3 separate regions of the Homo sapiens genome follow, and all the other regions are linked to region 2. A link is a loop called in an ENCODE intact Hi-C map of the cell type or tissue named here. Cell type or tissue: CD4-positive, alpha-beta T cell. All regions are shown on one strand. Each heading gives the region's core, and the rest is flanking DNA. Links, peaks and the distances in the headings are about the cores only.

Evidence for each region. A loop is a pair of places that touch in the nucleus more often than their neighbours do. Peaks named below come from ENCODE experiments on the same cell type or tissue, not always from the same donor. Only the 100,000 strongest peaks of a DNase experiment are listed, where the experiment ranks them.
Region 1: a loop joins it to region 2, with 4 times the contacts of the local background. A loop is called at or near these places in 4 of 110 quality-filtered maps.
Region 3: it touches region 2 in a loop (3-fold over the local background); 9 of 110 quality-filtered maps call a loop at or near these places.

The regions. Positions count from the first base shown.
Region 1 is chr10:73,156,489-73,162,592 of GRCh38, reverse strand. ECD (ecdysoneless cell cycle regulator) reads left to right here. Exons shown (of 14, transcript NM_007265.3): 3 at 2,042-2,159; 4 at 5,938-6,025. Among named protein-coding and RNA genes, the nearest start is that of ECD, 8.5 kb to the left of the region's middle. In CD4-positive, alpha-beta T cell, for the core only: CTCF peaks have their summits at 3,169 and 3,372 (motif pointing right); a DNase peak (open chromatin) is centred at 3,362.
Region 2 is chr10:72,693,077-72,695,576 of GRCh38, reverse strand. All of the region lies in intron 1 of MCU (mitochondrial calcium uniporter), which reads right to left. Among named protein-coding and RNA genes, the nearest start is that of MCU, 2.2 kb to the right of the region's middle. RefSeq lists an enhancer at 1,997-2,086. In CD4-positive, alpha-beta T cell, for the core only: a CTCF peak has its summit at 952; DNase peaks (open chromatin) are centred at 906 and 2,416; H3K4me3 peaks cover 361 bases.
Region 3 is chr10:72,874,276-72,876,775 of GRCh38, reverse strand. The region is part of intron 6 of MCU (mitochondrial calcium uniporter); the gene reads right to left. Among named protein-coding and RNA genes, the nearest start is that of OIT3, 18 kb to the left of the region's middle. In CD4-positive, alpha-beta T cell, for the core only: no CTCF peak of the experiment used is centred there; a DNase peak (open chromatin) is centred at 1,335.

The sequences.
Region 1 (6,104 bases), core at 1,892-4,391, 470 kb before region 2:
TATCTGTTATCTTTTGGCAACAATTGCTACATATCTTACTGTTAATTTTATTGAACTCTTATTCATTGAAATACATATGATATTTATTGGCAAGAACACTGTCACATTGGTGTAGCACATCTAAAACCAACCCTTTATCCATCCTCTAGAAAACCATTTTTACTGTTTTCTTATCTTGTTTAATGGCATTGCCATCCACCCAGTTATCCAAGCTAGTCAGTAATTCAAAATCATAATCAGTTCCTCACTTCACCATGTTCAGTCAGATGCTAAATCCTGAATGCTTCTAAAATATGACCCCTTCTCTACATCTATTTGGCTTCAGTGTAGACCCTCTTTATCTCTACATCTGGAAAACAACAACAGCCTCCTAACTTACCTCTCTGGTTCCTGTCTTTCTAGTTCCTAACACTGTTGCTGGTTATGTTTGTAAAACACAAATTTGATTGTGTCACTCTCCTGCTTAATATCCTTCAGTAGTTCCCATTGCTTCAAGATGAAATTTAAATCAAAGTCTAATATAGACAAAAATAGTTACTTTAATTGGAGTTCTCTAGTTGAAGAAACTTGAGATCTGGGGTGGGGAGAAGAAGAGTTGGTTGGGCTGTTCTTCTACCTATTGTTTGCCATGGCAGCTCTTGAGACACTCTGTAATGCACTTGTTTGACCTTCATTCTGTTAATGTGGGATATTAACTGTACATTGATTTTCGTGTGTTGAACCATCCTTGCATCCCAGGAATAAATCTCGCTTGGTCGTGGTGAATAATCTATTTAATGTGTTGTTGAATTCAGATTGCTGATATTTTGTTAAGGATTTCTGCATTGATACTCATCAGGGATATTGATCTACAGCTTTCTCATATTGTCTTTGTCTGGCTTTGGTATTAGGGTAATGCTGGCCTCAGAAGGAATTTGGGAATTCCCTCCCTTTTATTTTTTTGGAAGATTTTGAGGAGGATTGGTGTCAAATTCTTTAAATGTTTGGAAGAATTCCCCGGTGAAGCCAGCTTTTCTTTGTTAGGAGCTTTTGGATTATTGATTCAATCTCCTTACTAGTTATAGATCTGTTCAGATTTTTGTATTTCTCATGATCCAGTCTTGACAGGTTGTGTTTCTAGGAATTTGTCAATTTCTTATAGGTTATCCAACTTACTGGTATACCATTGTTCATAGAATTCTCTTATCCTTCTTATTTCTATGACATAAGTTGTACTGTCCCCTCTTTCATTTCCGATTTTAGTTATTTGAGTATTTGCTCTTATTCCTGGTTAATCAAGTTAATAGTTTGTCAATCTTTTAAAAAAAACCCAACTCAGCTGTTTTGTTTTTCTATTATTTTTTCTGGTCTCTATATTTCTCTCTGCTGTAATGTTTATTATTTCCTTCCTTATGCTAGGTTTGGGTTTAGTTTTTGTTTTTTTTTTTTGAGGTATAGGTTGTTGATTTGAGATCTTTCACAACTACAAACTTCCTTTTTAGCACTGCTTTCACTGAATTCCTTAAGTTTTGGTATGATGTGCATTCATTTTCATTTGTCCCAAGATATTTTCTAATTTCCCTGTGATTTATTCCAAGAGTGTGTTGTTGTTTAGTTTCCATGTGTTTGTGAATAGTGCACATGTTTGAAAACTTCTGCTCCATCCAAATCTAGCGTCCTGGTATTCCCAGAATACTCTATACATACATACTCTATACATCATGCCTCTGTGCCTTTGCACATACTTTTCCATTTTTCTGGAAAGCTCACCTCTTGTCATTCCTCCAGGCAAGCATAGCACAGATATCCCCTCCTTTATACTCACATAGCCGTTACTGCACACTCCTGTTCTAGAGTTCATTATCTTGTTTTGAGATCATTTGGTTGTCTTGTTTTACCCTGAGCTCCTCAGGAGTAGGCTTCTTCTTCAGGATTGCAACCCCTGCTCCCCAGTACTTAGAGCAATCAGTCAATGAATGTGTATTCAGTTGAATGATTATGTGCATTTTATTTGCAGTAACAAATTTATCTGGTTACATGGTTGCTTTTCTCTTGTTTTTAGGAGGTGTTCCTGCTCATATGTTTGGCGTGACAAAGTTTGGGGATAACATTGAGGATGAATGGTTTATTGTTTATGTAATAAAGCAGATCACAAAGGAATTTCCAGAGTTAGTAGCAAGGTATTGTAGTTATTTTAATTATTCTAAAGGAATTCTATTACTGAAACAAAGTGACTACATTTTTATCTATTTAGTAATTTATTTTTCTCCTGTAGTCTGCTGGAAATTGTACAGATTTTAATAGTATCTGTGCTCTTTTTTTTTTTTTTTGAGACAGTCTTGCTTTGTCACCCAGGCTGGAGTGCAGTGGTGTGATCTTGGCTCACTGCAATCTTCACCTTCCGGGTTCAAGCGATTCTCCTGCCTCAGCCTCCCAAGTAGCTGGGATTACAGGCGTGCACCACCACGCCTGGCTAATTTTGTATTTTTAGTAGAGACAAGGGTTCACCATGTTGGCTAGGCTAGTCTCTGGAGCTCCTGACCTCAGGTGATCCACCCACCTTGGCCTCCCAAAGTGCTGGGAATACAGGCGTAAGCCACCGCGCCCAGCCATATCTGTGTTTTCTTTCTCTTCTCTTGTGGCTTCCTTTTCTTGAGAAAGAATTAAAGTACACGGCCAGGCGCGGTGGCTCACACCTGTAATCCCAGCACTTTGGGAGGCCGAGGCAGGCGGATCATTTGAGGTCAGGAGTTCGAGACCAGCCTCAACATGGAGAAACCCTGTCTCTACTAAAAATACAAAATTAGCCAGGCATGGTGGTACATGCCTGTAATCACAGCTACTCGGGAGGCTGAGGCAGGAGAATTGCTTGAACCTGGGAGGCGGAGGTTGCGGTGAGCCGAGATCGCGCCATTGCACTCCAGCCTGGGCAACAAGAGTGAAACTGTCTCAAAAAAAAAAAAAAAAAAAATTAAAGTACTGTCAAAGAGTTCAACTTCCAAAAGATTTCAAATAAAACCTACTTATTTTAGGTTTTCTTTTTAAAGTTCTAATTATGAAAAAACAAATACATGTGGTAAACAAAATTCAAAAGATACAAAGGTTTCTACTGCTCTTGCTTCCCAGAAGTAATCACCATTAAATTCCTTGTGGATCTTTGAAAAATAAAATTCCATTCATACACATACACACATATTTCACGTATTTTTAAATATGTATTCCTGTACTAGACCATAGCTATATTTTTTGAGAAATCATACACAGAAACAATTTAAAGAGAAGTCAGTGAACACAATTGTATAGGAAGCAAAGTAGGTAACATTACGTTAAAAATGGGACCTGGGTTTTCTGTAATTAACCACGTATTGCCAGCAGAGGGCGTTCCGCCCACTTATATTTTGTCCTAGTTTTCCTAGTCAGCACCCAAATTCTGATCTTTTTTTACCCACTCAACCTCTTTCCCAACAGAACAAAATAGAAGGGAGAAAAAAACCTTTGAAAACTTATTATTTAAATTTTAAACATACATTAAAGTAGAAAGAATGAACCCACATGTTCCCATTATCCAGCTTCAACAATTACCAACTCATGGTCATTATTATTTCATCTGTAGCTGTCATTTGATCCTTAAATATTTCAGGATGTAAATCTAAGCGATAACTCATTTTATTTTTATCTTTAAATAAATTTATTTAAAATTTTTAAATGTTTTAAATTTATTTATTATTTATTTAGTTTTTTAAAGACGGGGTCTTACTATTTTGCCCAGGCGGGACTTGAACTCCTGGGCTCAAGCCATCCTCCTGCCTCAGTCTCCCAAGCAGCTGGTACTACAGGCACATGCCACTGTGCTCTATTTTATTTTATTTTATTTTTTTGAGACAGGCTCTCACTCTCTTGCCCAGACTGGACTGCAGTGGAACAATCTCGGCTCACTGCAACCTCTGCCTCCCGGGCTCAAGCAATTCTCTTACCTCATCCTCCTGAGTAGCTGGGGCTATGGGCGTGCACCACCACACCTGGCTAATTTTTGTATTTTTTGTAGAGACAAGGTTTCACCATGTTGGCCAGGCTGGTCTCAAACTCCTGACCTCAAGTGATCCACCTGCCTCAGCCTCCCAAAGTGCTGGGATTACAGGTGTGAGCCACTGCGCCCAGCCTATTTTTAAAATTGATAAATAAAAATTTTATATATTTATTATGTATAACATGTTGTCTTGAAATACATATATATTGTAGGATGGCTGAATTGAGCTCATAACGTACATTACTTCACATACTTATTTTTTTGTGTGTGGTGCGAACATTTAAAATCTACTGCCTTAGCAAGTTTCAAGAACACAATACATTGTAGGCCTGGGGCGGTGGCTCACATCTGTAATCCCAACGCTTTGGGAAGTCGAAGCGGAAGCATCACATGAGGTCAGAAGTTCGAGACGAGCCTGGCCAACATGGTGAAACCCCATCTCTACTAAAAATACAAAAATTAGCCATGTGTGGTGGCCCATGCCTGTGGTCCCAGCTACTCGGGAGGCTGAGGCAGGAGAATCACTTGAGCCCAGGAGGTAGAGGTTGCAGTGAGTGTGATTGCACCACTACATTCCAGCCTGTGCGACAGAGTGAGACTCTGTCTCAAAAATAAAATAAAATAAAATAAAATAAAATAATAAAAATAGAAGTATAGAGCTAGAACGATATATAACAGTATATAAAATATGCCATGTCTTGTGTAAAAAAGGGAGAAAATACAAGTATATATTTCTATAGTTAGATTATGTGTAAGCAAACTCTAGAAGGATATACAAGAAACAGCAGTGATGCATGTAGGGTTGAGCAGATAGGGACAAAAGTAGGAGGGAGACTTTTTTATTTTGTAACTTTTTTTTTTTTTGAGATGGAGTTTCGCTCTTGTTGCCCAGGCTGGAATGCAATGGTGCGATCTCGGCTCACCGCAACCTCTGCCTCCCAGGTTCAAGCAATTCTCCTACCTCAGCCTCCCGAGTAGCTGGGATTACAGGCATGGGCCACCACGCCTGGCTGATTTTTTTTGTATTTTTAGTAGAGACGGGGTTTCTCCATGTTGGTCAGGCTGGTCTTGAGCTCCTGACCTCAGGTGATCCGCCCACCTCGGCCTCCCAAAGTGCTGGGATTACAGGCGTGAGCCACTGCACCTGGCCATGTAACTTTTAATACATTTTTTTAAAAAATGTAACCATGTGAATGTATAACCTATTTTAAAAAATTAAATTTAAAAAAGTGATACGGGCCGGGCGTGGTGGCTCACACCTGTAATCCTAGCACTTTGGGAGGCTGAGGTGAGCGGATCACTTGAGGTCAGGAGTTCGAGACCAGCCTGGGCAACATGGCGAAACCCTGTCTCTACTAAAAATACAAAAATTAGCTGGGCATGATGGCGGGCACTTGTAATCCCAACTACTCAGGAGGCTGAGGCAGGATAATTGCCTGAAAACAAGAGGTGGAGGTTGCAGTGAGCCGAGATCATACCACTGCACTCTAGCCTGAGTGACAGAGCGAGACTCCGTCTCCAAAATAAAAAAAAAAAAAGTGATGCAAATGAGGCAGAAATAATTATCTTTTCAGGCCCAAATAACACCTCCTACATGAAGGCTTTTCTAATCTCAGCTATGTGTTTCTTTTTTTTCTTTTGGAACCCTATAGTACTTTCGTATATTTTCATATTTTTGTCTAATATTTCTTTATGTAAATTGCTTATCTTCTCTCCTTATCATATCTACCTTCAACTCCTCCTTACAATCTTACAGTCTCCTTCAGTGCTTAATGTTATCTTAAATATTTTGCTTTCTTATAGCCATCTGCACATAGTACATACTCAAATATTTACTAAGATGAAGAGGAAAATGTATTAGAATGAAACTGTTTTGGTTACTAGCAGATATATGCTTTTTGAATGCAAAATTGGAAATTTTCTTGCATTAGGATTGAAGACAATGATGGTGAATTCTTGTTAATAGAAGCTGCTGACTTTCTCCCTAAATGGCTGGATCCTGAAAATAGCACCAATAGGGTAAGTATACCCAAGTTTAGAAAATTTATAGAGATGAAATCATGCTGCATTACATTCATATGTACCTGCAGTTTGCCAG
Region 2 (2,500 bases), core at 1-2,500:
ACCTGAAATGAACCTTAAAGGCTAGAGGAGTGATTAGGGGTGATAAAGGCTGAAATTCAGCTACAAAAAATCCATAAAGGTTTAGTATGAATGTATGGGACAGTGCAGAGACTAGCTTAAGTACAACAGAGTATTTGTGCTGGGATGAATCTGGCATAATAAGATTGGGCCAGACTATGAGGAACTCAATTAAAGAGTTAGGACCTGCCTCTGTGTCAGGCAGTGTAACCTGTTAAAACTTTCAGGTTAAGCTGAAACAATGTCATTGCCAAAAGAACTGTGATGTGTAAAGTAGAGCAAGTCAGCCACAAACTGTAACAGGACAATGACAGACTTAAGTAAAAGATGTAGTAATTCAGCATAGCCGTTAACTGCTAGAAAATGCCAACAGTGGGGCTGTCATAATCAGAGACGAAATAGTTTGTTTTAGCAATGGAATTACACAGCTCACAATGAAAGGCAGTTCCTCTTCGAAGAATCATACTTAAAAATAGCAGCCACCTTCACTAACCATACAGAAAAGCAGGCAACAAACATTTTACATCAGTTTTGGTTACAGTCACAAGCCGGAGAGAAGGAAAAAAATTACACTAGATGGTGCTAAAAATATTGAATAAGCCCCTGTACCTTTACTCTTATTTACTCAGTTGAATGACATACTAATGGAGAAGGGGGAAGAGACAAACTAAGTTTATAACTTCATAATTGCACTTACCAACTAGCTGAGCTACTGTATTGCTTTGGACTCATTCTCGAAACTTGGAAAAGATGAATTTCTCACTTAAAAAATTAGGCAGTGCTGTAACTGGTTATGCCCCCCTGGTTGTAATTTACCATACCATACAGCGGAACAAAAGTGGCACAAACTGGACTTGTGATCCATTCCAATGCAGACTGCCATCTGCTGCACATACACAGGATGTCTCCCAAGCAAGATTCAACCTTAGTGTCTCTCAGGGACCTTTACCAGAACATCTATTCTTTCTGGTAAGTTGTTTGCTCCCATATTCACCTAATATATGTACTCAAATCAACACCTACTTACAGGAGAATTCCCATTCATGGGGTTTTGAAATAGCAATACTTTCATAATGGACAATAGTAAATTTTATAAGGGAGGAGAGAGATGTAAAGGAGCATTTGCACTTTACAATGAAAAGAACACAATAAGAGGTGAGAATATCTCAGATGAGTGGGAGTCCTAAAACTTACGTATTAGCTAACGTAACCTTGGCCAAGTCTCTCTCTTTTTAGGGCCTCAATATCTTTTAAATGGAATTTCTTGTAAAGAATCACAGACTATCCTATGGAAACAGCTGTATACATGATGGCTTCAGAAGAATTGTAGAAAAATAAAATGTTTATACACTTTAAATAATCAGGTTCAATTTTTTTCAAAATCTTACAATTCTAAATTCATGTACAAGTCACCATTCCCATAACATTCCTGCCCTTTAGAAATAACACTTCGTTTTAATTGTGCTTTCAGTTACAAATTCAGCACTTCATTTTTACCCACCCTAGAATAGCACAGAGAACACCTTCGTGAAGTATCCCCACAAGGGAGACACTCACAGCCTGACAAATTTGCATAGTGGAAAATATACAAGGCACAAATTTTTTAAAATGCTAAATGAATATCACACCCAAACAGTCTTAAAAACTGTGCAAAGTCAGAAGATGTCTTATCAAAATATGGACTTAAGGACAACTTGGGAAGCCTTTAAGTAGTTCGACGGAAAGGGGAATGCAATCAAAATTTGGGGTGGCCTTATGTTTTTAAGAGAACAAAACACATAACTAGAGGCTATGAAACATGCAAATTAAATTGAACTGTGGAAAAGCTCTTGGCTGTCACCCAAAAGCTTCAGCAAAGCAATATGCCAGTATGCCAAATAAAAAGAGGTACAATCTTCTCACAAGAATGAGGATAGGGTCCATACCTATGACTAATAATAACAATACAACCTTGCTTTTGCAGAGCATTAGGTCTTTTCATAGATCTTTCAGGCACTCGATTTTGATGCTGTCATTGGCCTTAGGAGTATCCTCTCCGAAGAGCTCCAGTTCAGTTTCCTCTTAAGAGTTATGATCAGAACAAGGCAGGCGATGTGTTTATTGAGGGTTGAAGGTACTATTGTAGTTTCTCCTATCAAGCTGTTTGCAGTGATCCTCCAATAATCACACTATACAACTCAGCCCCAGCAAATAAAACCTACATTCTTTCCCTCAGAGCTGGCCAGAGACCAACACATATAGGTCTAGAAAGTCCAAGGGAAGGAAACCTCCTGACTTGTTAGGTTAAGAACTCCATGCCAAATTCATCTCTTGCAATTGAAAAAAGAAATCTCTCTCACACTCTGTCTCTCTCTCTCTCACACACACACACACACACACACACACTCACCCAAGAGTGTTCAAACAGAAATCCTCTTTTTCTGCCAGCCAATGAAACCCAGCAACAACTGGTTAATACAACCACCAAATCTCTGCCTCTGTC
Region 3 (2,500 bases), core at 1-2,500, 180 kb before region 2:
TGGAGGGGCTAGCCCTAAATAGGAAAATGCCACCTCTTCTTGGAATTTGATGGAAATCGTGTAAAATTCAGTACAGATACAGTTGCATTTACAGTTTTAAGAATTAGAAAGCTTCTAACTGTTAACTTCAATTTTCTAGGAGAAGGTTAAGGGTGGGATGGGGATCTTGATGTGAAGTCTTAGAATAACTACTATGGGGATATGAGGGAAGAAAATATGATTAAAAACACAAGCAGTGGCCCATTCTACACTATGACATGCTTTCTCTCTAGTAATATTTAATAGCCTAGATATAGATAGGATAAAGGTCTAGATTAGTCCAATATTAGGAGTTTATAGAGTACATACTGTAAAAGACAAAAGGGCAGGGATGGTAGCATACTAAGAAGAGAATGGCAACACAGTTTAAATTGGATAGAAAAGGAAGTGATACAGGAGGAAGGTGACAGTAAAAAGTTAAGGGAAAGATGCCAGTAGCTTAAAGGTCTGGATGAGGTCAAAGGAGTGAGTGAGTGAATAAAAGGTCTAGAAAGAAAATAAATTATCAGAAATTAACATACTAATTTATATTATAAGTGGGACAGTTCTAGGAAAGAAGGCCCTGAACAGCCATTGAAGTGGTTTGCCGGAGTACAATATAAATGACGGTTATTGGAATTGAGGAGGTAAAGGGTATTAAAGGCTAGGTCACTATTTATCAACACTTTTTTCATTATTGCCACCCTAAGTAGCTTTTTAAGGCATTTTTTTCCTGATTACTCCTCCTTCCCACAGGAGGTTTAATATACTGTTTATCTGTTTATGCATTATAATATGCAATATGTTTTTACTCCCCAAGAATCAATGCTCACTCCTATGAGGCAACATCATCCCCTTCATTGAAAAGGCATGGGCCAGATGGTGGGACGGCTGGTCCACCTGCACGCTGACACAGCTCCCACAGGCAAGTCTTACTGCCCAGCTCCTTTTCCACATAATAGAAATCAGTACTCAGGTTCTACTGAAATATTAATCAGCAAAACTCAATATTCCATTTGATTTTATGATTTCAAGGAGCTTGCCATCTTAAAAAGATTCTTTGGAACTTAACATACTATTGGGATATATTTAGACTGTTAACAAGTACAGCAACTCATAGTAACAGCAGTTTAGAAGAGTTTAAATGCCATTGAACAGGCATTTGCTTCAGAGGTAATAAGATGGGTATGTTAGTAAAAATATTTAATATGAAAACTATTTACATTTTATTTGGTCACTGTTTTCCTATTCATAAGTGAATAGTGACTAAATTATTTACTACTGCTATTTTGCAACTTGTCACTTGGGGGCAGCAAGACTATTTTGGTAATCACAGAATGGAGCATTTAACTAGTAGGACAGGTAGGGCATTAAAGATTCTACAGCATGACGAGAAGGGAGAAAGTGGTAACACTGTATTCAAGTCTAATACAGAAAACATTTACAAAACAGCCCTTTGTAAGAAGTAATAATTATTTCCCCAATATATTTTTATTTCTATTCTGTATCTATTCTAATTATAGTTTTCAAAAGTTACTCCTCATAAATGAAGTCAACAGAAGGCAGCATAATTGAGTGGAAAGTGAGCAGCCTACAGAGCCACACAAATCTGGATTCAATTCCTTGTCCTACAGTGTACTAGATATAATGTTTGGGCAGATTACTTATCCTCTTGGAGACTCAGTTTCCTCATCTATGGAATGGCGATATATTAATACTTATAGGGTTGAGATTAAATATGTGAATAGATGTACTTATGTTACTAGATGTAAAATGCTGGACACATAATTAGGCTTAGCAAAACGTACTTAATAGTAATGACCAAGCAAAAGGTATGGGTATCTCACAGTGGAAAGAATGCTTCACCTCTTCAGTAATCAAGGAAATGGAAAGTCCACAAGGAAATACCACTATTTTGTACCCAATTAATCAGCAAGAGATATATCAAGGGTGATCTTTAGATTCAAGGTATAACTGGAAAAATATTAGTGTTTGGCTGAAAACATGGTTGTTATCCATGCCCAGAGCTGTGATCAGATAAGAATGATGTGACTGTTCAGTTCGTTCACAGTGACTAGTATGAGCCAGACATGCAACTAGGTGCTAAAAATTCTGGGCAAGCAATTGTAAGACATAAAACAGTTTACTTTCTTCTCTATTAGACACATTTGGGAGGCCAAGAAAAGTTAAATAACATTCTTGTGCTATCATTTCCCCAAACACAAATAGGCTGTGACCACTAATCTAACAACAGAAAGAAAATGCGTATGTTCAATAGCAGCCATATTAAATATGAGATGCAACTCTCAGCTTTCTTCTGATAACTAAGAAAACAGAAAAAGCTTTTCCGATGTCTCAGGTATTTCAAATATTTGATATTAAAGGGAGTGCTAGGTTGGATCTATGATGGTATATTATAATAATAACTGAAAGTAATGCTAAATCTTCATACTTCCTAAAGTGACACTGGAATTCCAAGATA